2 separate regions of the Mus musculus genome follow, and region 1 is linked to region 2. A link is a loop called in an ENCODE intact Hi-C map of the cell type or tissue named here. Cell type or tissue: left cerebral cortex. All regions are shown on one strand. Each heading gives the region's core, and the rest is flanking DNA. Links, peaks and the distances in the headings are about the cores only.

Region 1 (11,725 bases), core at 1,306-9,305, 47 kb after region 2:
TGGTGGTGGTGGTGGGAGAGTGAGTCTGCGCATGTGCGTGCCCCGTGTGTGGCTAGAGAACGGCTTGTGGACCTCAGTCCTCTCCTACCACTATATGGGTCCCAGGGGTTAAACTCAGTTCACCAGACTTGGCAGCAAGCACTTTTACTTGTTCAGACATCTGCCTGATCCTATTTACTTATTTGTTTGTTTGGTTTAGAGGCAGCGCCTCGCTGTGCAGCTTTCGCTGGCCTGGGGCGCACATTCTGTTTATTTTTCTACACAGTCTTGCACAGCTCCGACTCTCTTCAAATTCAGAGTGTAGCAGAAGCTTGTCTGCACCTCCTGATTTCCTACCCCAAACTCCTAGTGCTGGGAATATAAGTATCCTCCACCACATCTAGATTATTTATTATATTATTATTAATATAGATATTATTGCTAGGGCTACACGCTTGCCGGTGTCCCCACTGGTCTGTCTCTTTCCTTTGCCTGGCTGTCCGGTACCCACCTCTTCCCCCTGATGCTCCAGAAAAGACCCAAGTCAAAAAACAACTCTTATGCAGCTGCCAACCTTTGTACTGTCCCAAGGAACCAGCCAGATTAACCAGAGACACCATAAAAAGAAAGAAACAAGGAATCTGGCCCTGGGCCAGAGACTGGGGACACTAACGATGGGTTGGGAGTGTGGGAGTGGGTGGCAGCGTGAAGATCAGGTGGAAGGGAGTCACGTGATAGCCCGGGCTCAGACAGACAGCTTGGGAACAGAACCAGGGAAAGGGATAGGGACTGAGGAGTAGGTTTTTTTGAAACCCAATCTCAAAAAAAAAAAAAAAAAACAATGCCTCCCAGACAGCATTTCTCTGTGTAGACCAATCTGGCCTCGAACTCACATCGCTCTGCCTGCCTCTGCCTCCGAAGGGTTAAAGGTGTGTGCCATCATGCCTGGTCCTTACATTTTCTTTTCAGTCTTGTTACACAGGCCAAGATGGCCAACTACACAGCCTTAGCTGGTCTGGAATTCACCATTCTTGTACTTCAGCTTCCAGAGTCCTGGGATCACAGACTTGATCTCTGGATGGGCTTTATCACACTAATGCACTTAACCTAAAACTCCACAAGGAATCTGGAAACAGATGAGAGAGAGCTACCCCATCCCACGCTAACAAGAGTCCAGGCTGGAAGGAAAACCCATCACAATTCAGGCCACTCCCTGCTGTGGCTCTTAGGTTTTAAGAGTGATCAGATAAGATGATCTCTTCCAATTCTTACTCCTCCGGCCTCCCCTACGCCTCTGGTCAATTGTCAACTCTTCTTCCAGGTCACACAGTGGGTAGTCTACAGCACTAAAGGAATTTTTCCTTGTCTTTAACTGAAAACAATTCATCTATCCGACTCCCCCTCCTCCTTCTCTTCCTCCTCCTTTTCTTTTTTTTTTTTTAAGTAAACCCTCCTATTCAGGTGTCTGTCCATTAAGTCTGATGACCTGAGTTCAATTTCCAGGACCCACTCAGTAGAAGACTTCTGAAAGCAGTCCTCTGACCTCCACAAGCATGTATGCATGCATGCATGCATGCAGACATACATACATACATACATACATCTATCTTTTTATTGAAAGGGGCTGGAAGGTAGCTTAGCAGGTAAAGCAAGTTCTCAAATCCTGAATTGCTAATAGCACAGCAGTCATTATCAGCTCTGGATCCTGTGAGACCCACCCAAATCTTGAGTTTCATTTAGCTTCAAAATATTAAAGTAACTTCTACATAACTCCCAGAGCTGGAAAATTCATGGGTGTTTGTGTGTGTGTGTGTGTGTATTTGTGTAAAACACTGGGTCTAGATGCCAAAATAGATTTTCCCCTCTCAGCTGGCAGTTTGTTTGTTAGTTATGGGGCCGCATGTAGACCAGATTAGCCTTGAATTTATTATGTTGCTGAGGAGAACCTTGAATAACTGATCATTTCCCCAAAATGCCAGGATTACTGGTGTGGGCCATTATGCCTGGCTCTGGGCTAGAAATTACTAAAGTGGAAAAGACAAGATGGTAGAAAAATTCAAGGGTCTCATGGACCAAAGGCTGACCCCACTGGACCTTTGATGTCCCATACTGCATGTCCCAAGCCCTGATAGCAAAAGAAGGCAAATTCTGGGCTGGATGATGGCAACAGTGTCCCCAAGGCAGCCATGGTAGAGGCTAGCTAGAGGCTCCCTGGTTCTGGTTCCTTACCGAGGATGCCCAGGGAAACTACACTTCCCAGTTTCCCTTGCAGTTCATGGGCTTTGGGTGAGGGTGGGGTCTGACCACAGACCTCAGTTTGAATCCTGAGAGCCTGCATAGAAGTCAAGCATGGACTGTGCATCTATTAGACCCACACTCTTACGGGAGAGGAAAGCAGAGCAGATGGTCCTCAGAAGCACAGGTCTGGTTAAGTCCAGAGACCCTGCTTCAAACAAGGAAGGTGGTGAGAAGTGATACCCATGATACTCAAGGTTGTCCTGCTGTCTGCTTGACCTCCACAGGCCGGCTATGGCCTATACACCTATACACCCACTCTTACACGTTACACGTGAACACATGCCTGTACTCCTCTCTCTCTCTCTCTCTCTCTTTCTCTCTCTCTCTCTCTCCCTCTCTCTCTCTCTCTCTCTTTCTCTCTCTCTCTCTCTCCCTCTCTCTCTCTCTCTCTCTCTCTCTCTCTCTCTCTCTCTCTCACACACACACACACACACACACACACACACACACACACACACACAGAGCTCACGAACCTACAGCTTTGAGGATGGAGCTCAGGCAGTCAGCATCTGCGTGCAGGAAATCTTAAGTTAAATGCACAGAACAATACAATCTAGGTATGAGAGCCTATACTATGATGTCAACACTCCGGAAACAAAGGGAGGAGGAAATCCCAGGTTGTCCTTGTCTACGGGAAGTTTGAGGCCAACCTGGGCTACAAAAGACTCCATCTTAAACAAACTATTGCCACATGGTGAGACTTGAGTATGTCTTCCTTTTTCAGTTCTCATGTAACCTGTATTCTAGAAGCTAAGGCAGTGGGACTGTCTGAGCTCAGGAGTTTAAGGCCAGTTTACACAATATAGTGAGACCCTATCTCAAAAGTTAGCAGTGCCAGTGCTCACCTTTAATCCCAGCTCTTGGGAGGCAGAGGCAGGCAGATTTCTGAGTTTCAGGCCAGCCTGGTCTACAGAGTGAGTTCCAGGACAGCCAGGGCTACACAGAAAAACCCCTATTTCAAAAAGAAAGGAAGGAAGGAAGGAAGGAAGGAAGGAAGGAAGGAAGGAAGGAAGGAAGGAAGGAAAGAAGGAAAGAAGGAAAGAAGGAAAGAAAGGGAGGGAGGAAGGAAGGAAAAGAAAAGAAACAAAAACCCCACCAAAACAAAAACAGAAAGAAAAAAAAGTAAAGAACCAGATACAATCAAACTGCTGACACTCCAAATTTAAGTCCCTGCCTAAAAAGAAACCTTATACCCATAAAAGGTTCCAACATGGGGCCAGTGAGCTCCCTAAGCAGGTGAAGCTGCCACGCCTGATAACCTGTGCTCCACGCTCAAGAGCTATATGGTAGGAAGAGAGAGCTGATCTGACTCCCCTAAACTGCCCTCTGACTTTTATGTGTGTACTTGCACACATACACATATGTACAAAATACATAGAAAAATGTAAGAGGAAGAAAGACTTGCACAAGGATGCTCATACATCTTTAAGAGCCCCAAACTGAAGCAATGCAAATGTCTGTCAATACCAGGATGGAAAGACAAACAGCACACATATAGCCATACATGGACATATACATTTCATATACATGGACATATACACATACATGAACATATACACATATACTCCATATACATGAACTGCCCAGCTAGAAAAGGAAATAAAAAGATCTCAGCCGGGCAGTGGTGGCACACACCTTTAATCCCAGCACTTGGGAGGCTGAGGCAGGCAGATTTCTGAGTTCGAGGCCAGCCTGGTCTACAGAGTGAGCTCCAGGACAGCCAGGGATGCACAGAGAAACCCTGTCTTAAAAAACCCTAGATAGATAGATAGATAGATAGATAGATAGATAGATAGATAGATAGATAGATAGATAGATAGATAGATCCAAAACTAGGGCTGGAGAGATGGTTCAGCAGTTGAGCACTGGCTGCTCTTCCCGAGGACTGGGTTAAATTTCCAGCCACCATATGGCAGCTCACAACTGTCTGTGACTCCAGTTCCAGGGGATCTGACATCCTCACATGAATGCACAGAAAATAAGATTAAATAAGTTACTGCTGCAGATATAGGTCAGTGGTAAAGGACCTAACCTATAATACCTATAAATCCTGGCTAGTTTACAAACGGAGGCAAAGGGACCCAGTTCCCAATTTCAAATCCTCCTGTGTTACAAAGTGGGTTCAAGGCCAGCCTGGGCAACTTAGGGAGATTTGGTCTAAAGCAAACAAGATGAAGATATAAGGCTGATGATGTAGCCACTCAGAGAGCTTGCCTGCCATGCAAGGCCCTGGGGTTCATCCCAGCGCCTCACAAGTAAACCAGCAATGGACTGAGGGGTGGGTAAGCACCGGCCTCCAGGTCTGCTGACCTGAGCACAAGCCCCAAACCCCACACGGAGAAAAGAGGAAGCCGACTCCCACAGGTCATCCCCTGACCCATGCACGTGCACACACACACACACACACACACACGCACATAAATAAATGACTGCAAAGCCCCGAAGTACCAACAACCTACGGAGCCGGGGCCATAGCTTAGTGCTAGAGGGCGTGGCGAGGATGCGCCAGACCCTGGGTTCAGCTCCCTACAGTACCACACCAGGAAATAAACACCTTAACTACATAGCAGACAGGCTGGCCTCCATCTCAACAGAGATCCTTCTACCTCTGCCTGGATTAAAGGCCTAGCCATCACTCCTGGTCCAATTTGGTTTTTGTTTTATTGTTTTTGTTTGTGTGTGTGTGTGTTTGAGACAGGGTTTCTCTGTGTAGTCCTGGCTGTCCTGGAACTCACTCTGTAGACCAGGCTGGCCTCGAACTCAGAAATCCACCTGCCTCTGCCTCCCGAGTGCTGGGATTAAAGGCGTGCGCCACCACGCCCGGCTTGTTTTTGTTTTGAATGAGCCAAGATCTTGATTTGGTACCCAGCCTTACCTCGAAGACTGAGATTTAAAAGATCCTCCAACTTTAGCTTCCCAAAGTCACTGGGATTCTGTCACTTGCGATCTGTCACTTACTCACAATGCAGTTTCATTCATTCATTCCTTCACTCTGTGCTCGATTCGATTTATCTGATTTATCAACTTTGGGTGGTTGTTGTTTTCTTTTCCCCAGTTCCGGGGTCTAAAGCTAGAGCCCGACACATGATAAACAAGCATTCTATTAACTGAGCTATATCCTCAGTCCTAACCCTTCATTTGCTTTAGCGTCTCCCTAAGTTGGTCAGTCTGGCAGTCTTTGATCCCACTCGGGCAGGATTTGAAACTGGGCCCCTCCTGCCTCAGTCTGCCCAGTAGTTGGGGTTATAGGCCTTGTACCCACAGGCTGCTGGTGTGTGTAAAAGAAAGAAAAAGAAAAAAAAAAAAAAACCCTGGGAAGGAGAAATAGACTGGGATTCCAGTTTGACAGATAGGCTGCTGGGTGGCCCTGACTGCGGTCAGTCAGGCAGGTCAATTACGGTGAGGACCAGGGTTTCGTCAAGGACTGAGAAGACTCTTAGAAAGACTGGCGGCCGTGACCTTTAGGAAGGCAGGTTTTTATGGACTGGAGAGAGGCTGAAGCAGAATGCAGGGAGCTCAGTTGTGAATAAGGAAGTAGTCCCAGATTGGAAAGCACCCAAGTGGCTAACAATCAGACCCCGACTGAACAGCTACAGCACCATCGCCAGAAGAAGCGACTCTGTGTCCACACACAGACGGGCTTCCCAAATTAGGTGACGTAAAGCATTGGAAGACACAAAATGGCATTTACAGCGATTACAATGATGAAAGGGCCTGCGTGTGCTGCGAGCCCCGGAGAAGCCGGAGAAGATGGAGCCCTGCTTGCGGAGGCTGAGTTAAAGTCTCCGGATCTTCTTTTTTTGGAAGGGTGTCCACTGGCAAACAAAACCACGCAGTGTTTCTTTAAAATAAAAGTAGCCGGCGAGGAAACGGAGCCAGCGAGTGGAGGCCACTCAAAAGACAGTGACAGTTAGGAATGAAATCGGGAACAGCTGGATGAGTCTGAGGGCGGGGGGGGGGGGGGGGGGCAGTAATGGGGTGATGGGGTGGGGGAGGGGTGGGGGGCAGAAGGTAATCCTGTGTTCTTTAACACTCACTAGCCACAGTGTTAGGTATCTTGGGGTTATCTGTCAAGTCCTTATAAGCCAAAAATGACCTTGAACATTTGATCCTCCTGCCTCCATCTCCCGGGATTACAGGTGTGCAGTACCATCTTTTTTGGTAGATCTGTTAATTTTTTTAAAATCTCGTTTATTCATTTCCTGTGCGTATGTTTGTAGGCGTGAGTACCACCGGCAGAGGACAACCTATAGTAGCTGTTTTCCTCCGCTCCCCACACGGGCCCTGGGAACTGAATTCATTTGTCAGGTTTGTCGGCCATCTTTCGGGTGCCATCTTTTTTTTTTTTTTTAACTGATTGAATGCATTTGCTGACAACTTCATACATGCACAGAATGCGTTGTTTACGCTCCACGGTCACCTTCTCCCATCTCTCCACCAGGCTCATTTCTCATATTCATGCTATTCTGATTTGTTTTGTGACCCTCAGTTTTTTATCGGGTGCTGTGTGTGGCTACAGGTTTGAAATTCTACATGAGAGCCTGCCGGGCTCTATCCCACTGAAAGCAATGGCCGCTCGCTCCCCTAGAATCCCTCCGTTGTCAACAGTCTAGCAGGGAAAGATGGGGACCCCAGGGCTCCATTGTTTTTTTATTATTTTAAGTTATGTGGATTTTGAGTTGGTGTGTGCATATGTGCATGCAAGCAAAGGCTTCCTCAGAGGCCAGGAGGCCGGAGGTACTGAGTCTCCTGGACTGGCACAGGCAGCCAAGAGACACCTGACATGGTCCTCTATAAAAGCAGTAAGTATTCTTAGCCAGCCATCCCTCTGGGACCTTCATCTCTTTAAAATAAATAATAATAATAATAATAATAATAATAATAATAATAATAATAATGATATACCTAATACAAATCCAAACTGTCCAGAGGAGAACAGGTATATAAACTATAAAATACCATGACCCCTTCCTGCTGCCCACGATTGCCAGGGCTTGCTTCACTTTCTGGGACTGTGCCTCATTGTTACATAGTCCAATGTTATTATTTATTTCCATTTATTTAGGTTTTTTCAAGACAGGGTTTCTCTGTGTAGCCCTGGCTGTCCTGGAACTCCCTCTGTAGACCAGGCTGGCCTCGAACTCAGAAATCCGCCTGCCTCTGCCTCCCGAGTGCTAGGATTAAAGGCATGCGCCAGCCACCACACCCGGCAATGTTTTTATTTTTATATTCTTACTTTTTAAAACAAGGAGACAGGTCTTACACTGTAGTTTAGCCTGGCCTAGAACTATGTAGCCCAAGCTGGCCTTGAACTTGAAGCTATCATCCTGACTCAGCTTCCCCAGTGTTGAAATTATAGGGCATAAGTCACCATACTTGGCCACTGGTTTTGTTTTGTTTTTGTTTTGTTTTTTTTTTTTATAATTATTTTTAAGCCAGGCAGTGGTGACGTACCTTTAACCCCAACACTCAGGAGGCAGAGGCAGACAGACCTCTGAGTTTGAGGCCAGCCTGGTCTACAGAGGGAGTTCCAGGACAGCTAGGGTTGTCACACAAATACAGCCTGTCTCAAAAAGTCAAAAATCAATCAGTCAGTCAGTCAGTCAGTCAGTCAGTCAGTCAGTCAGAGATGGAGACACGGTCACCGCTGCATTCCAGAGGATGCAGATTTGATTCCCAGCAACCACACCACATGGCAGCTCACAACCATCTGTAATTCCAGTCTCAGGTAAACAGATGCTCTCGCTGGTCTTCACGTGTTCATAGGCACATACATGCTGCACAAACATGCAGGCAAAAATAAATTAAATTAAAAAATAAATAAAATTAAGCAAGCCCAAAGGAAACCTCAACAAGAGAACAAAAAACAAATGCACACATTCCCCTGGTTTTCTCAAGGTGCTGGGAAGGAAATCCAGGCTGAGCTGGCTAAGTAACACCCTGCCACAGAGCTACATTCCCAAGCCCAGAATCTCCCAGCAGAGCCCTGGGTGGTGGTCCTGAAGGGCTCCTGCCAGCCAAGCCTTTTGTCTTTGTGTATGTGAGTATTCCTGTAAGCATTATTTCTCACTTTATATTTGTGTTTGTTTGTCTTTGTGACTTTTTTTTAAAACATTAGCAGGAACATTTGCTGCCCCGAGTTGAGCAATGTCTCTCTAACACGTGACTGTGGGTCCCTTTTCAGTGCTGCAGTGGGGTTAGCTCTGTGCTTCTGACTCATTGCCAGGTATCCCACGGCACAGGAAGTGAAGGGCAAACCCCAGAGAAGACAGGGGCATCTCTTTTCCCAGGGCTGGGGGATTCGATGAGAGTAAAGTGGACAGGCAGCATTTTGTTGAGAAGGACAGGCCAGGTGGGCAAAAACAGACAAGGAGGGCCTCCTCTCTGCTCTCTCTCTCTCACTCTGTGTGTGTGTGTGTATGTGTGTTTGAATGCCACAGCATGGCTGTCAAAGCAACATGTGGAAATCCCTTCTCTGCTCACATCCCGTGGGTCCTGATGATCAAACTCAGGCAGTAAGGCTTTGCAGCTAGTGTCTTTACTGCCATCTCGCATACCCAGGCTAGATGGGAATTGACTATGTAGCTGAGGGTAGCCTTGAACTCTCGATCTTCCTGTACCAATGCAGCCTCTATCTTCTCTTAAGCCAATTTCCCCATCTGAGTTCCTGCTGCAGCCCCTCCTCCTCGAGTGGTCTGTTCTCATCCCTTAAGAGTAGCCTAGGATGGAGGTTGAATGCGGTTCCTATACCAGCCTGCGTAGCATTATCCATCAGCCAGGGAACAACCTGGAAATGCGACTCATGGGGCCCGCTTCAGTCCCTCAGTGTCACACTCTCAGTTGAGTTCCGAGGCCCTCTAGCCCATGAAGGTACAAGCTCAACTTTGAGAATCATTATTCTAGCATATGCTTCCGGGTCTGATTCCTTCACCATCCACTCATGTGTCCATTCTCTTAGGTGACCAGGAGGAAGCCTGGGAGAGATGGTTATTCAACTGCATAACTGGCCTTCAGTGCCTGGAGGGAAAATCAGAGACCTATGCCATCCCTCCCTAGGACATTCCCATCTCTCCATCCACTCGGAATAAACGGGAGTATGGCAGGGGAACACTGTCCTTGTGAGTCCTTCCTCAGGTTCAGCTGTAGCAGAGCAGATGACAGAGAAGGGTGGGGAGCTTTTGAATGGAGGGTGGGGGAGGGAGGAAATGGGATGTGGCTTTGGTGTGGCTGGGTTGGGGGAGGGATTTGGATGGGGCGTGGAGGGGGGCGGCGGGGGGGGGGGGAGATTGTCCTCATTTCACCCAGCTGGTTGGCCGGCACCTGTTCTGCTAAAGCCTGAGGAAAGACACCGAACCCCACAGCAAATGAAACACACAGCCCCTCCCCACCCACAGGGGCCTCTTCCCAAGCATGGCCCAACTGACAGGAAAACAGTGAATGAGTTCAGGTGGCTGAATGAGGGCAAGCAGAGACAGCTGGGCTCCTCTGGGGGTGTGGTGCAACTGTCTTCAGTCACCCCAGGGCAAAGTTGCCTGTGGTTGTGTGGGTGGGACTTTCAAGCACTGAACCAGACATGGCTGTCATCTGTACCAAGGAATTCCTGGTTGGTGAGCCTTAGATTGTTCCACAGCAATCTCCAAAAACAATGCCTGGTCCTCCCCTTTCTTTTCTAATAGATTTTGCTTCCTAGATTTAATTTAGAGCAGTGCTTGGTTCTCTGTGAAAGTGGAGGAGAGATCTTGTATTTCTTCTTGGCTTGTCTCCATAGGAACAGGCAGCACAGCAGAGGTCTGGGAGATGGCTCCGAGGGTAAGGGACCAAGCAAGGTCACCTGCGCTCACTCCCTGGAACCCACACAGTGGACAAGAGAGAAAGACTCTATGGCCTCCACGTGCGTGCGTGCGTGCTGTGGTGTGCACGTGCCCCTCCCCCAAATAAAGAAAACTTAACGAAAAAAAATTAAAAGTAAAAAAACAGCACTGCAGTAGCTCCAGGAGTCAACTGGTCAATCAGTGTATCACATTTGACTATCCGATGATGGTTTTATTTTACATGTATGCACGTGTTTGCATGTATGTGGGTGCACATGTACAAACACATGTGCCAAGGCCAAAGGACAACTTTGGGTGTCCTTTCTCAGGAGCCATCGACCTTATTTTCTGAGACAGGGCCTCTCACTGGAATCTGACTGGCCAGCAGCCTCCCAAGGATGCTCCCCAACCTCAGAAGGATGCGCCTGTCTCTGCCTCCCAGCCCCGGGGGTTACACTGGTGGACCACTGGGCTCTTTTCACCTGGGTGCTGATGTTGGAATGCTGGTCTTCATTGTGAGTGGCAGACACTTTACTGACTGAGCCACTGTGTATTTGTTGGCGTGTCCCTTAGAAGGTGCTGACACACTGGGGCAGTATGGATGCCTCCTCTGGGGAAGGCAAGGATGGTTTGTGTACCTCTAAGACTGTTGAACTAACCCGGAAAAGGAAGAAGGCAGTGACCACCTAGTATCTGCCTACCAGCCCAATTCTGATTCTGAATGGGAATCACCAAGGCCTCCTGCAGAGGCAGACAGCAGAAGACGTGTTGTTGTTGTCCTTGGTGTAAAACGAGCTGTTGGCAGACACAGGGTGCTCACAGCTTCAGAAACCTTAGACGGGAGAGCAGTGAATATTCTCGCTGCTCATGGGCACTGAGATGTCTTATACCAGTAACTCAACCAGGAGTCACCTGACAACGGAGGGGCACGCTGGTCCTTCCCCAACAGAGATAAAAAGATGCTGCTAGAGGAATTACTGCTCTTGTTTATTTGTTTGAGTGGATGGATAGATGGTTGGTTCGGTTCAGGTTTGAGTTTTTGTTGTTTGTTTGTTTGTTTGTTTGTTTGTTTGTTTGTTTTGAATTTGAGAAAGGTTCTCTGTATTTAGCCCAGGCTGGCCTGAATCCCTCGAGAACCTTTTGCCTCTGCTTCCCACGTGCTAAGAGTCCAGGTGTGCAGCACCGTGTTCAGCTTCGTGAAGATGTTTAGAACTCGCTCCAGTATCTGTGTGTGTGTGTGTATATGTGTGTGTGTGTGTGTGTGTGTGTGTGTGTGTGTGTGTGTATGTGTGTGTATATATATATATATGTATATGTGTGTGTGTGTGTGTGCGTGTATATATATATAGTCACAGCTAAAAATGAAGGGGAGCATTATTACCCTTGTTGAGAAGAGAGCAGCCTGAGGAACATGGGAGAGGACCCCCAACACACACACCCCAAGAGTAGTCATTCCCCTAAAGAGATAGCATGGCTGAGCAGAGGGTCTACATACAAGGAAACATGGGCTCGAGCTAGGAAACCGAGGTTAAGGGTGGGATGGACTGCATCTCCGGGTGGAAAAATGAGGTAGAGGCTGTTACAGATTTCTCCCTAAAGCTCCGTGGAGGCTTCAATCCTAGATCTCAGAATGTGGC
Region 2 (11,725 bases), core at 1,145-9,144:
ATCTGACACCAAGTCCCCCACCCCTGTCCGAGACACAGCACTTGTCAAGAGATGTCAAGAGAAGGGTATCTACATGCCAAGTGTCCTTCACCCCACCCACTCCTCTCCAGACTGGAGCCAGAGATAAAAGGCCAGAGAAGCAGGCAAGGGCGTACAATCATAGTTGGGGGCCCGGGTGGATGGTGCCCTCTGCTGGAGATTCAGAGGAACAGCTTTTTTTTTTTTTTTTTTTAATTTTGTGAAGGGGGGCGAGGGGCTGAGACTTACCACTTCAGTGCCTGTGATCCCGGCCAGCAACTCTGTGAGCTCATCCGCAGACATAGAGCAGGCGCCTAGGCCTAGCACGGCTGCCCCAATGCTGCCTGTGGCGATCATGGATGGAGGATACATCGCAAAGGTGTAATCTGGGAAAAGAAAGGGAGCCATCTTACAACACACCAGGCTGCATCCTGGGAACCCCCAGTGGTGAATGGGGTGACACTGAGCCAAGGGGACAAGGTAGATCCTAGGGAGGAGGGGGTTTGGTTGGTGTGTGCTCACAGTGTTGGCAATCTGACTGAGGAATGCACCCTATCACTGACCCACCAGACCACAGCCCGACCTCCTCTGAGATATGAGCAAACAACAAACTTTCCATCTACCCAAGGTGTACCTGGCACCAGGAACAACAAAATATCCAAAACCCTGCTATGAAGACCTTAGGCAAGTAACTTTTATTCAGTATTCCCAGATCACTGTACACAGGTCTGAGTACTGAAACCATCTCCTGGCTGTTACTACGTATCCTTCCCAAAAAACCCCACAATTTCCCCCAGGTTGGCTCTTACCTGTAGCACAGAGGGCCAAAAAGGTCTGGGCATGCTTTTTGACCAAAGCCTGCCGGTCACTGGGCAGAGACAGGCGGTGCAGAATCAAGGCCAGGAAGTCGTGCGCAATCACGGCAGCCAGGTCCCACTTGAGCTTCCCCAGGACCAGCACCTCCCACTCCTGGGGGTTAGGGAAGGAACATGGAGTCAGCAGTCGGCCGAGGGGGCCGAGAATTTGACAGAAGGGTCACAGTTCTGCCTCTGGCTTCAGGGGCTGCTGCCGCGGGATGACGGGTTTGGGGCAGGGAAGAACTAGGGCCGTACACTTAAGCATCTATTGATGGTTACTAGGTGCTAGAACGACCTGAATTAATCCCTCTTAATCCTCCCATGAGTCTGAGGCGGGCGTGAGTTGAAACAGACCAACTCTAAATTCCACAGGCTTCGGAAATCTCTTCTTCCCCAACATCGCATCCAGGTCTCTTAAACAAAATGAGCATGAAGCCACTCCTAAGGTTCCTCAAAGAGGAGGTTGCCCAACCCAACCCACACCCCCCTTTGTGGGACATCACGGGTGGGTCCTGTCTCCAGACAAGGGCATCCAAGCCAAACAGGATGAATCCAGATGACCCCTGAGAAACCTGTCCAAGCCTACATAACCATTCAGAGGTCTTAGGAGGAGGCTAGGAGCCCCAACCTCAGTCTACTCATATGAAGTTCCTAGCCCTGGCCCGAGCTGCACTTCCGAGTTGCACACAGGAGGATTTCTTCATTGTTTTATCTCAGGAAGGAACTCATGGGTTTGACTCCTCACTGAGGTAGAAATGTCAGCCCCACCCAGTATCTTCCAGGACCCCCCCAGTGACAGCTGTCCCTCTTCTTTGTCCCATGACCTAGGTGTCAGCCCCAGGCTTCTTACAGAACCCCACAGAAACAGCCTGGACTAGAGCCAGAAGTAAGGCAAGGAAGCTTGAAGCTTGCACCCTGGGCTCTATCCTAATAACCAAATAGCATCCAGCCTCTAAAGGGGCACCCCAATGGCAACCAGGAGTGTGGGAGTCCTCACTAGGTGGGCACGCTCCCCTGTATCCAGATGACATGAAAAACCCCAGCCCTACCCCAAGATCAGAGGAGCTGGCAGCAGCAACCCATCCCTGCCTTCAAGGCGCTCTGGTCGGATTTTCCCCTCCTTTCTGGGGCCTCTGCTCTGCTGTGTGGATTTAGACTGCTGGAGTTCTTGGAGTCCCTCACAACTCTGACCGCAGGCCACTCTCAGCTCAGGGCCTCGAGCAGGAGAAGGAGGGCTTTGCCTATTCTGAAAAACTCCCCTCACACACAGCCATGTAGACCACCCTTAATCTCTTCACAAAGAGTAAGTCTCCTACCTCCCAGCCTCAATCCCTCAAAAACATCGTGCTCCCTGGCTCTGGAAACTAGATTCATCACAAAGAGCTGTGGGGCCTCCCGGATTCCCAACTCAGGCCTCCCATCCGTGAGAGCTGCTTGACAGGAAGAGGAATCCAGTTCCCCGACTCACAGCAGTCAGGGGCCCCAGTACCCTAGCTTCCCAGCCAGCCAATCACAGGAGTCTGCCTGCTGCCCTCCTCCCTAGGAGATGGGGCCCAGAGACTCCTCTCAGGGTCAGAGAAGGCTTGGCCAGCCACAGAACAAGGTGGAGGGAGGTGCCAGCTCACCCACCCTCTCCCCCAGACCCTGTGGGAGATGACGTTCAAGCTCCCTTCCAGATCCAAGCAGATCCACCTCCTCCCTAGACTCCTCCGGGGCAGGGCAGAACCCAACCGATTTTTTTTTTTTTTTTTTTTTTTTTTTGCCCCGCCTGGAGGAGCCCAGCCCAAGTTCCCAGCAAGAGGCCCCAAGGAGCCACTTCCCAAACCACAGGAGTGACAGCAGCTCCCCACAGGGTTATGAAAGCCCTTGGTCTGAGTGGGAGGGCCAGGGGACCGGCATCATTATCACATCGGAAGCAGCTGCAGCTCAGCTCCCTGTCTGTCTCGGCTCTGGCCTTTGGCTGAGCAGCAAAGGGAGAAACTCTTCCACGGGCCCAGAGCAGCTGCTCGAGTTTTTCAGAAGGAAGACAAGAAAGGGAGGGTTTAGAAAAGAGCGGTGTCTTCGGGGATAGGAGGGAAAGGGATGAAAACACCTCAGCGCTTCCTTCCAGCGAGCAGGGCCTGGCTTTAATCAGCTCCGGGAGGCTTTTCCATCACAAAGTCCACACGGGGATAAAGGCTCATGCAAGGCAGCCCCCTCCCCCACGTGAAGCACATTCCACTCCGGTGGGGGTGTGCAGACATGCCCTGCTGCTGCCAATAAATAACTCACGGTGGCTGTGTAAACCCAGAGGCAAAGTACTGGTGTATAGACCCGCAATTGGACTTGTTGCTATTGGGGGGGGGGGGGGCGAGTTAGGAGTGGAACCCCACTGCGGCCAGAGGAAAGGGATTCATTTAGTTTTAAGCTTGCAACCGAAGCACCACGACCACACTACAAGGCCTTTGTCCCAAAATACCAGCCAGGGGCGAAGGGAGGGTTGGTGGGTGAGGGAGTGAGCTTGGCTTTTCTTTTACTAGTACATAGGGCGATCGTATGTTTGGTGGAGGGGCGGGGGGGGGGGGGGAGGATTCCGCACGCACCCGCAACTGCCATGGAGCCACAGCCTGGTCCGTATAGATGCAAAGCTTCTCAATAGTCAGGGGCGTGGTTTCGCGCAGCTTGGAGGCCAGCAACAGGCAGACGGTACCTAGAAGCTGCAATTGCGCCTTTCGGGTGGGGACGCAGGACAGGTAGCGATCCAGGTAGTTCATAGCCAGAGGGAAGACATCCTCCTCGCAGCGCTGCTCCTCACACACCTGAGGGAGGGCGCACGAGTCATTGCTAGGGAAGGACCAAGTGAAACACGGCAGCGTGGAGAAGTGGGGGTGGGGGGTGGAGGGAGAGTGGAATGCGAAGCAAAAAATAAACCGAGAAGGGATAAACTTAGAGCGACAAGTATCAATAACCGAGGAGGATGTGCCCTCCCCAAGGTGACCCCCCCACTTCCTCTGCATGGTCTCTTCCCCACCCCGGAGTAGGGGGTGTAAAAGAGAAGCCCATGCTCACGAAGGATTCCAGACTCCCCTCCCCCACGGCGAGCGGAAGGGGGACGGAAGGGTCACCTAGAGAGAATTGGGACCTTACCCTCATTACCGCCACCCACTGCACACACACTCCCAGGGGGAAGGGAGGGAACTCCTGCCGCGGTCTCCCGCACTTTTCATTTCCCTGTGGACCGGAACCGAGCCTGCGCCACCCCCACCCACCAGTTTCCCCCGCCAGAACCCCGCGATAGACACAGGAACCAGTTCTGGGGCTAAGGCGGCCGAGGCCAGGGTTTTCCAAACGCGCCCTCCAGAGAGCACCGGGTGAAGAAGGAAGCAGGAGACACCGAGGAAAGCCACTGGGGAAAGAGTGGCCCTTAGCCCGCTTTCCCGACCCAAAGTGAAGTTTAGTTACAGTGCCAAGTGACTGGAAATCACAGAAGAAGCCGATCAGGATTGGGGAAAGGAAAGGGACAGAACGCAGGCAGCTGCTTAGGGCGCCTGTGTGAAAAGGCCAGGCCCCAGTAGTCTGGGCCGCCAAAGCATCTTGCAGATTGTGGTCGGGATCGCAAAGATCCGACAGGGAAAGTTCAATTTGTCCCAGAGCCGGGGGTGGGGGTGGGGTGAGGAGAGGGGACCCGTTCGGGCCTTACCTCCAGCATCCAGTATGCCAGCATCTTCCGCATGTGCGGCTTGATCTCCTTTTGCACGCACTGGAAGTAGGAGGCTCGCGGCACGTAGCGCTCCTCCAGGCGGAGTAAACTCTGCAGGACACGCTGGTCCCCAAGCAGCCGCGGGTCGGGCCCGGCCCGGGGCGCGTGCCGGGTGCCCTCGCAACACAGCAGCTCCATCCTGCGATGGCTCACGGGTGAGAGCAAGAGTGCGGGTTAGCGAGTCCTAGGAGAAGCGACGCGCGTGAGGGAGAGCGCGGGGTGCGGGCGGGTCTGGCGCTGGCGCTGGCACTGTGCGGAGAAGCCCCAGCCCGCCCGCCACCCGCGCGCACCGCTTCCCTGACAGGCGCCCCGCCCCTCGCGACGATGTAGCAACCGTGGAATGCTCCTACGTCACAACGTTCTAAGGGGCGGGGCCGCAGTCGGAAAGGGCTGGCGGGCGCTATACCCTCCCTCCCTCCCCGCAGCCCCATTGGTCCGCTGGGCTCCGGCCCGCACGCTTCCGGGCCCTCGGGTCCCTTCTGACCAAGAGGGTAGAGAGAACTTTCTGGAAGGGTGCCCTCTTCCCCATCAATGGGCCCCGTCGCGATTCTAGCCACCCAGGAAAGAACTAGGCGCCAAAAGTTATTCCTTCGTGTATACGTCATATTTCATTGCTCTAGGGAATGTGGTCATAACTTTGTACATAGTTGGGTCACTCCTACCCTAAAGTGGCTTCTAGGAATGGCCTCGAGTTGGGCTTTATTTTGCAGACCATGATACTGAGGCACAATAGTAGCTGCAAAGATCTCATTGTTGGTCCGTCGGGAAACTTGACTTAGAATCTCGTCTACTTTAACGAATTGCGCAGATCTGCAGCAGCATCTGGGAGCATGTAGTTTCTGTCCGATTCAATGGCTCAGAGGGTAAACTATCCTGGCATCAAGTCTGGCAACCTGAGTGTGATCCCTGGGACCCACATGATGGAAGAGAAGAGAGCAACTCCCATAAGCTGTCCTCTGACTTCTACACCAAGGCTGTATGTAGCATGTGCGCACACACCTTCATGCACATACACAACGAAAATAAAAAGCAAAAGAAGAAATGCAGTTTCTCAGGTCTGCTGAATGGGACACTGCGTTGCACCAACGGAGGTGTGAGCAGTGTTGGTCAAAATCAGCATATAAAAAGCCATTTGGTGCTGGCTGTGGTGGAGCAAGCCAGTAATCTCAGACCCAGGGAAGTGTTGGCTTAACACCAGGATCCACTATCCACTATACAGACAATTCAAGGCCTGCCTAGAGTCTCTCTCTCTCTCTCTCTCTCTCTCTCCACACACACACACACACACACACACACACACACACACACACACACGGTGGCAGGGGGTGGGCTGCAGATATATCTCAGGTGGTAGAGCTCTTGCTTAGCATGCTCAGAGCCCAGGGCTCAATCCCCAGCACTGCAGAACCCAGAAACGATCAGAAGATTAAGGTCACTGTCTGCTTCCTAATGAGTTCAGGAGCAGCCTGGGCTATATAAGATTTTATCACAAAACCAAGCAAACCAAATGATAATAGCCCATGGAGAATTCCAGGCCAGCCAGACCCATGTCAGATGACTCAAATAACAAGGAAGGAAGGAAGGAAGGAAGGAAGGAAGGAAGGAAGGAAGACAGGCATGACAGAGCACCCCTTTAATCCCAGCACTTTGAAGACAGAGGCAAGCAGATTTCTTTGAGTTCAAAGCCAGCCTAGTCTAAATAAGAGTTCTAGGTCAGGAGGAGCTAATATCATGAGACTATGTCTCAAAAACAAAAATCAAGGGAAAAAAGGATGTAATAAGGAAGGCAGGAAAGAGGAAAGGAGGGAAAGAAAGAAGAAAGCCCACCACTAAGACACTGCTCTCTCTGCTCAGCCCAAGTGAGCCCCAGGAAAGCACAGGACAATATATAAGCAGTGAGATCCATCTACACACTAGTCTACACACTGGACTATGCACTGGTCTACACACTAGTCTACACACTGGTCTACACACTAGTCTTGCGCTGAGCAAGGGGTCAGAATCCACATATGGGGATGGCTTTTCATACAGGAAGGAGGCATGATGGGATTGCTTCAGTCACAGAAGGTCACTGCCCCAGTGGTTTCTCTCCTCGTTGAAACAGTTTGTCTTATTTTATAGCTGACCTCGAATTCTCCAGCTTCGTGCCTCAGTTTCCCAAGTGCTGGGATTACAAATTCGTACCACCATGTTTATACATCAAGCTTTACACTTAACGAATGAGGGAGGGGACACTTTTTGAGACAAGGGTCTTACGGCACCCAGGCTAGCTTTGAATTTAGTATATAACTGAGGCTGGATCTGATCTTCCTGCTTTTACCTCCCAATTGCATGCCTTACCCACACTAACATTCTGTTAGTTTTATGACACGGGTTCTCACTATGTAGCTCTGACATTTATAGACCTGACTCTATGTAGCTCTGACTCTAGGTAGACCAGAATAGCCCCCAGCTTGCAACAATCCTACTGCCTCTTCCTCTCAAATATTGAGATTACAGGAATGCACCACCAAACTTCCTGTCCTGAAGGGCAGAGATAAAGTCCCGCGTAGCTGTGTATCCTCTGGACACAACAACTGGCTGTGAGTACCAACAACAGTAACAGGTCTTCATGTACACATACCATGTCCAAGAACTGAACATATCTGAGAGGTAATAAATCATTTTATCTTCACAACAGCCTTACAGAAAGTATATTATTTTTGCCCTGTGTAATAGGGGCTGGGTGCTAATACTCACCATGGATGGCTAAGTGACCACGGAGAGGTCACATAGCTCGGAGTTGGTAAAAGCAGGCTGCAGTCTGGTTTAGCTCCAGAGTTGATGCCCTTGCATGGGTGGACATCAGGAGAAATCGATGCTGGTCATATTAGGTAGGTACGCTCTACCATTGAGCTACCTTTCTAACCCCCATGGCTTCTTTTTGTTTTAATAAGCTTGAAGACCATTTTATTAGAGTTTGGGAAACAAACAAACAAACAGGGAAGAAAGCTTCCAGGAAGAGAGATGAACTGAGGAGGAGAGAAAGCCTTGCCTTTTGTGTTAGTATCAGGACCTCCTGTTGCCAACTGTTTGTGAATGTCAGCTTCAGAAGGACTGCACCAGGCCAAACAGTTCCACCTGAGGTTTATTAGGAGAGAGAGTGGCAAGGTGGTGGCGGAAAGAGGCGGGGGGAGAGAGACAGAGAGAGAGAGAGAGAGAGAGAGACTGTTGGTATCAGGACCTCCAAAACCCGTGACATCACATAGGCAGGACCCCAAACACCTGTTGCCAAGACAACAGCCACCATATTCCCAGAATCCACTTGGTTCAGCTCCTATCTTTACCTGTGATTACGTCATCATCCTTATATAAAGAAAGGCCCCCTAAACTCAATATCTCTCTCTCTCTCTCTCTCTCTCTCTCTCTCTCTCTCTCTCTCTCTCTCTCTCTCTCTCTCTCTCTCTCTCTCTCTCTCTCTCTCTCTCTCTCTGTCTCTCTCCCCCCGCCTCTTTCCGCCACCACCTTGCCACTCTCTCTCCTAATAAACCTCAGGTGGAACTGTTTGGCCTGGTGCAGTCCTTCTGAAGCTGACATTCACAATCATAACACCGATAAATGGAAATATGCACCGATGGGAATAGAAAAGGATGAGAGTGTCTTCAGAATAACAAACAGGGTGAAATCCCAGAGTGCCGGGGCAAACATGCTCAAGAATTTGGAAGACAGAATGAAGGAAACAAAAAATTAAGCACACTGAGTTAGAACTCAAAGGCGCAGGGGCGGTGCTGAGCCACAGAGATCTGAAAGCAGCAGTCAGTACCAACTCTTGACCACTTCATTCCATTGCCTCTTGTGCTGTCCCAAGGATGTATATTGATCTATTCCTCATTGACCTACTGAGAAAGGGCACCCAGAGAGAGAGACAGTTGAGTCCTAGAAGGTTTCTTGGATAACTGGTCAACAGCCCCACTGTCCTGGGCCTTCAGGGCCAAGGAGCTGGCCAGCTACATGAAGGGTGGTTGCTGAGGGAGCAGGAGGCCTCCCCGGGAGAACTCCAGAGAGGTCTGCTTATCCGGCTTCACCATCACTGCCCTTCGAAGAACAGAACAAAGCAACAAAAAAGGGGCTGAGAATGAGGCTCAGTTGGTAGTGTTAGGCTAAGATGCAAGAAGCTCTAAGTTCAATTCCCAGCACTGCATAAAAAACTGGGCAAAACTTGGAGGAGTCACACACACACTGGGAATCTCAACACTTAGAAGGTGGAAGCAAGGTGGGCAGCCATTCAGGGCCAGCCTGGGCTAGGTGAGACTGCCTCAAAAACAAAACAACAACAACAAAACAAACAACTACCAAAAAACAAACAAACAAGCAAGAGCGGTGGGAGAGAGAGAGAGAGAGAGAGAGAGAGAGAGAGAATAAGAAGAAGAAGAAGGAGGAGGAGGAGGAGGAGGAGGAGGAGGAGGAGGAGGAGGAGGAGGAGAGGGGAGTGGAGGAGGAGAGAGACAAAGAGACAGGGAAAGAAAGAGCCAGCCCAGCTCACACTCCCCATAACCAGGGGGAATAAATCAAAGTGCTTCAAGCCAGGTGCATCCAATTACAAAGTTACTCAATGAAATGGTAAATTAGAGGACAGCTGGAATGTAATTGTCACAAGCCCTAAGGAAAGGCCAGAGGATGAAGGACTCTGAGCGTCCTTCCTCCTACCACTCCCTCACCTCTTTATCATTGGAATCTCTCCAACTGAGACCCAGAAGGGGAACAGAGTGACAGGTGAGGGCCTTCACCTCACCCTTACTCTCAGACCCACTGTGTGTGTGTGTGTGTGTGTGTGTGTGTGTGTGTGTGTGTGTGAGGTGTGAGAGAGAGAGAGAGAGAGAGAGAGAGAGAGAGAGAGAGAGAGAGAGAGAGAAACCAGGTAGGGGATTAAGATGAGGAGATACCACCCCTAAATAGGAAGGTGGACACAACACCGGAATGAGGCCACTCTGGAGTGAGTTTGAAACCTACTGGTTCTCTCGTGTCTGTTTTTCTTTTCATCCAGTTGGGTAATAACAAAGTCCGTACCCTACCGGGATGTTTTGATGACCAAAGGGCCTAAAGTATCTTGCACGGTATCCGGGGCAAAGGGAACATGCAAATGTGGTAGTTTCTAAACCAATTGTGGTAGCCCACACCTGTAATCGTAACATTCATCCTCCTGAGGCAGGAGGATTGCTGCAGGTTCAAGGACAGCCTGGACTACTGAATAGTGAGATTCGGCCTCAAAAAAAAAAAAAAAAAAAAGCAAAAGCAAAAAGGTTACTTATATACTAACAATTACCCTCTCCACTCTCTCACACACTCTTCTCTGAGCTGGAGGTAGCTCACTGGGAAAGCACTTATTCGGAATTCATTTAGTCCCTAGGTTCAATCCCCAGAGCCACAGTGTGTGTGTGGAGGGGCAGGGGAGGCAGGGATGCAGGGGGGTGGGTGCCCAGGTAGTTGAGTTGTGATTATGGATGTTTGTTTTGTTTTCTTGAGACAGGGTTTCTCTGTGTAGTCCGTGGCTTTCCTGGAACTCACTCTGTAGACCAGGCTGGCCTCGAACTCAAAAATCTGCCTGCCTCTGCCTCCCAAGTGCTGGGATTAAAGGCATGCGCCACCACTGTCCAACTGATTATGGCTTGGCTTTGTAAAAGCCAAATTTGTCCTCGTGTATGGGTATTTACAACTATCAACATAATAATAGTGGCTGAGGCTGAACCCTGGGCTTCTTGTATGCCAAGAACACATACCCTTTATGGCCCATTTTTATAACTTTTAATAACATTTACCTCAATTGAGAAATTAAAGGCTAGAAAGAGTGTTCTGCGATTAAAAGCAGTTGCTGCTATCTGCAGAGGCCCCAGGTTCACTTCCCAGCACCTGTGCAGCTATTTGTAACTTTATTTCTAGGGGCTCTGAGGCTCATTCTGGCCTCCGCAGGCACCAGGCATGCGTGTACACATAAATACATGCAGGCAAAATACCCCAGCGCATAAAATAAAAATGGATTTTTTTTAAATTGAGAAATAAACACAATTGTATAAGCTGGGCCTGGTAGCACAGACCTGGAATCCCAATTTGAGAATCTCCCCAAGTTCAAGGTCAGCCTAGGCTATGGAGTGAATTCCTGGCCAACTTAAGCTAAAAATGAGACCTTGTCTCCAAAAGAAAAGAAAAAAAAGAATAGTTATTAAGCCTTTAAAAAGAAAAGAAAAAGAAAAAGAAAAAGAAAAGAAAAGAAAAGAAAAGAAAAAGAAAGAGGAAAAGAAAAAAAGGCCATGCTGAAGAGAGATGGCTCAATGGTTAAGAGCACTGTCTGCTCTTCTAGAGGTCATGAGTTCAATTCCCAGCAACCACATGGTGGCTCACAGCAGACTATAACTGGATCTGATGCCCTCTTCTGGTGTGTCAGCAACAATGTGCTCATATACATAAATAAAATAAATCTTTTTTTTAAAAAAAAAAGCCGCTAGCCTGGTGCAACAGTACACACCTTTCAGCCCAGCACTCAGGAGACAGAGGCAGGCAGATCTCTGTGAGATCAAGGCCAGCCTGGGCTACAAATAGAGTCCTAGGTCAGCCAGGGCTACACCAGAGAAACTCTGCCTCAAAATAAAAGTAAGTAAATAAAGAAAATAAAGAAGCTGAGTTTTAAGCTCAAGAGCATCTTCAGCTATCCGCTGAGTTTGAAGCCAGCCTGGGCTACATGAGACCCAGTCTCAGGAAAAGAATACCACAAAGCTCAAGGATAGACAACTTGGAGATTTTCCTAACAAAAAAAGACTCAGCTGGTGTGATGATGCATGCCTTTAATCCCAGCACTCAGGAGGCAGAGATGGATGGACCTCTGTGAGTTTGGGGCTAGCCTGGGCTACAGAGTGAGTTCTAGGGTAGCCAAAGCTACCCAGAGAAACCCTGTCTTGAAAAACAAAACAAAAACAAACAAAACTACAATCTGGCTAGGCATGGTAGCTCATGGCTTTAGTCCCTGCATTCCAGAAGCAGAGGTGGGTGGCTCTCTGTGAGTTCAAGTCCAACCTAGACTACATAGTGAGTTCCAGGCCAGGCAGGGCTACTTAGTGAGACCCTTTCTCAAAAATAAGTA

What was found. Hi-C counts contacts between places; a loop is a spot of excess contacts. Peaks named below come from ENCODE experiments on the same cell type or tissue, not always from the same donor. Only the 100,000 strongest peaks of a DNase experiment are listed, where the experiment ranks them.
Region 1: it touches region 2 in a loop (1.9-fold over the local background); 6 of 42 quality-filtered maps call a loop at or near these places.

What each region holds. Positions count from the first base shown.
Region 1 is chr17:47,540,237-47,551,961 of GRCm38, reverse strand. It overlaps Gm41590 (a long non-coding RNA gene), which reads left to right and starts at 5,605. Exons shown (of 5, transcript XR_876848.3): 1 at 5,605-5,930; 2 at 6,498-6,585; 3 at 8,176-8,317; 4 at 8,924-9,395; 5 at 10,046-11,725. It also overlaps a transcript of Ccnd3 not described here. In left cerebral cortex, for the core only: no CTCF peak of the experiment used is centred there; a DNase peak (open chromatin) is centred at 5,972; H3K4me3 peaks cover 409 bases; H3K27ac peaks cover 192 bases.
Region 2 is chr17:47,586,682-47,598,406 of GRCm38, reverse strand. It overlaps Ccnd3 (cyclin D3), which reads right to left and starts at 4,940. Exons shown (of 5, transcript NM_007632.2): 1 at 4,555-4,940; 2 at 3,458-3,673; 3 at 828-987; 4 at 268-404. The coding sequence starts at 4,752. In left cerebral cortex, for the core only: no CTCF peak of the experiment used is centred there; DNase peaks (open chromatin) are centred at 4,287, 4,309, 4,334, 4,923 and 2 more places; H3K4me3 peaks cover 2,550 bases; H3K27ac peaks cover 1,119 bases.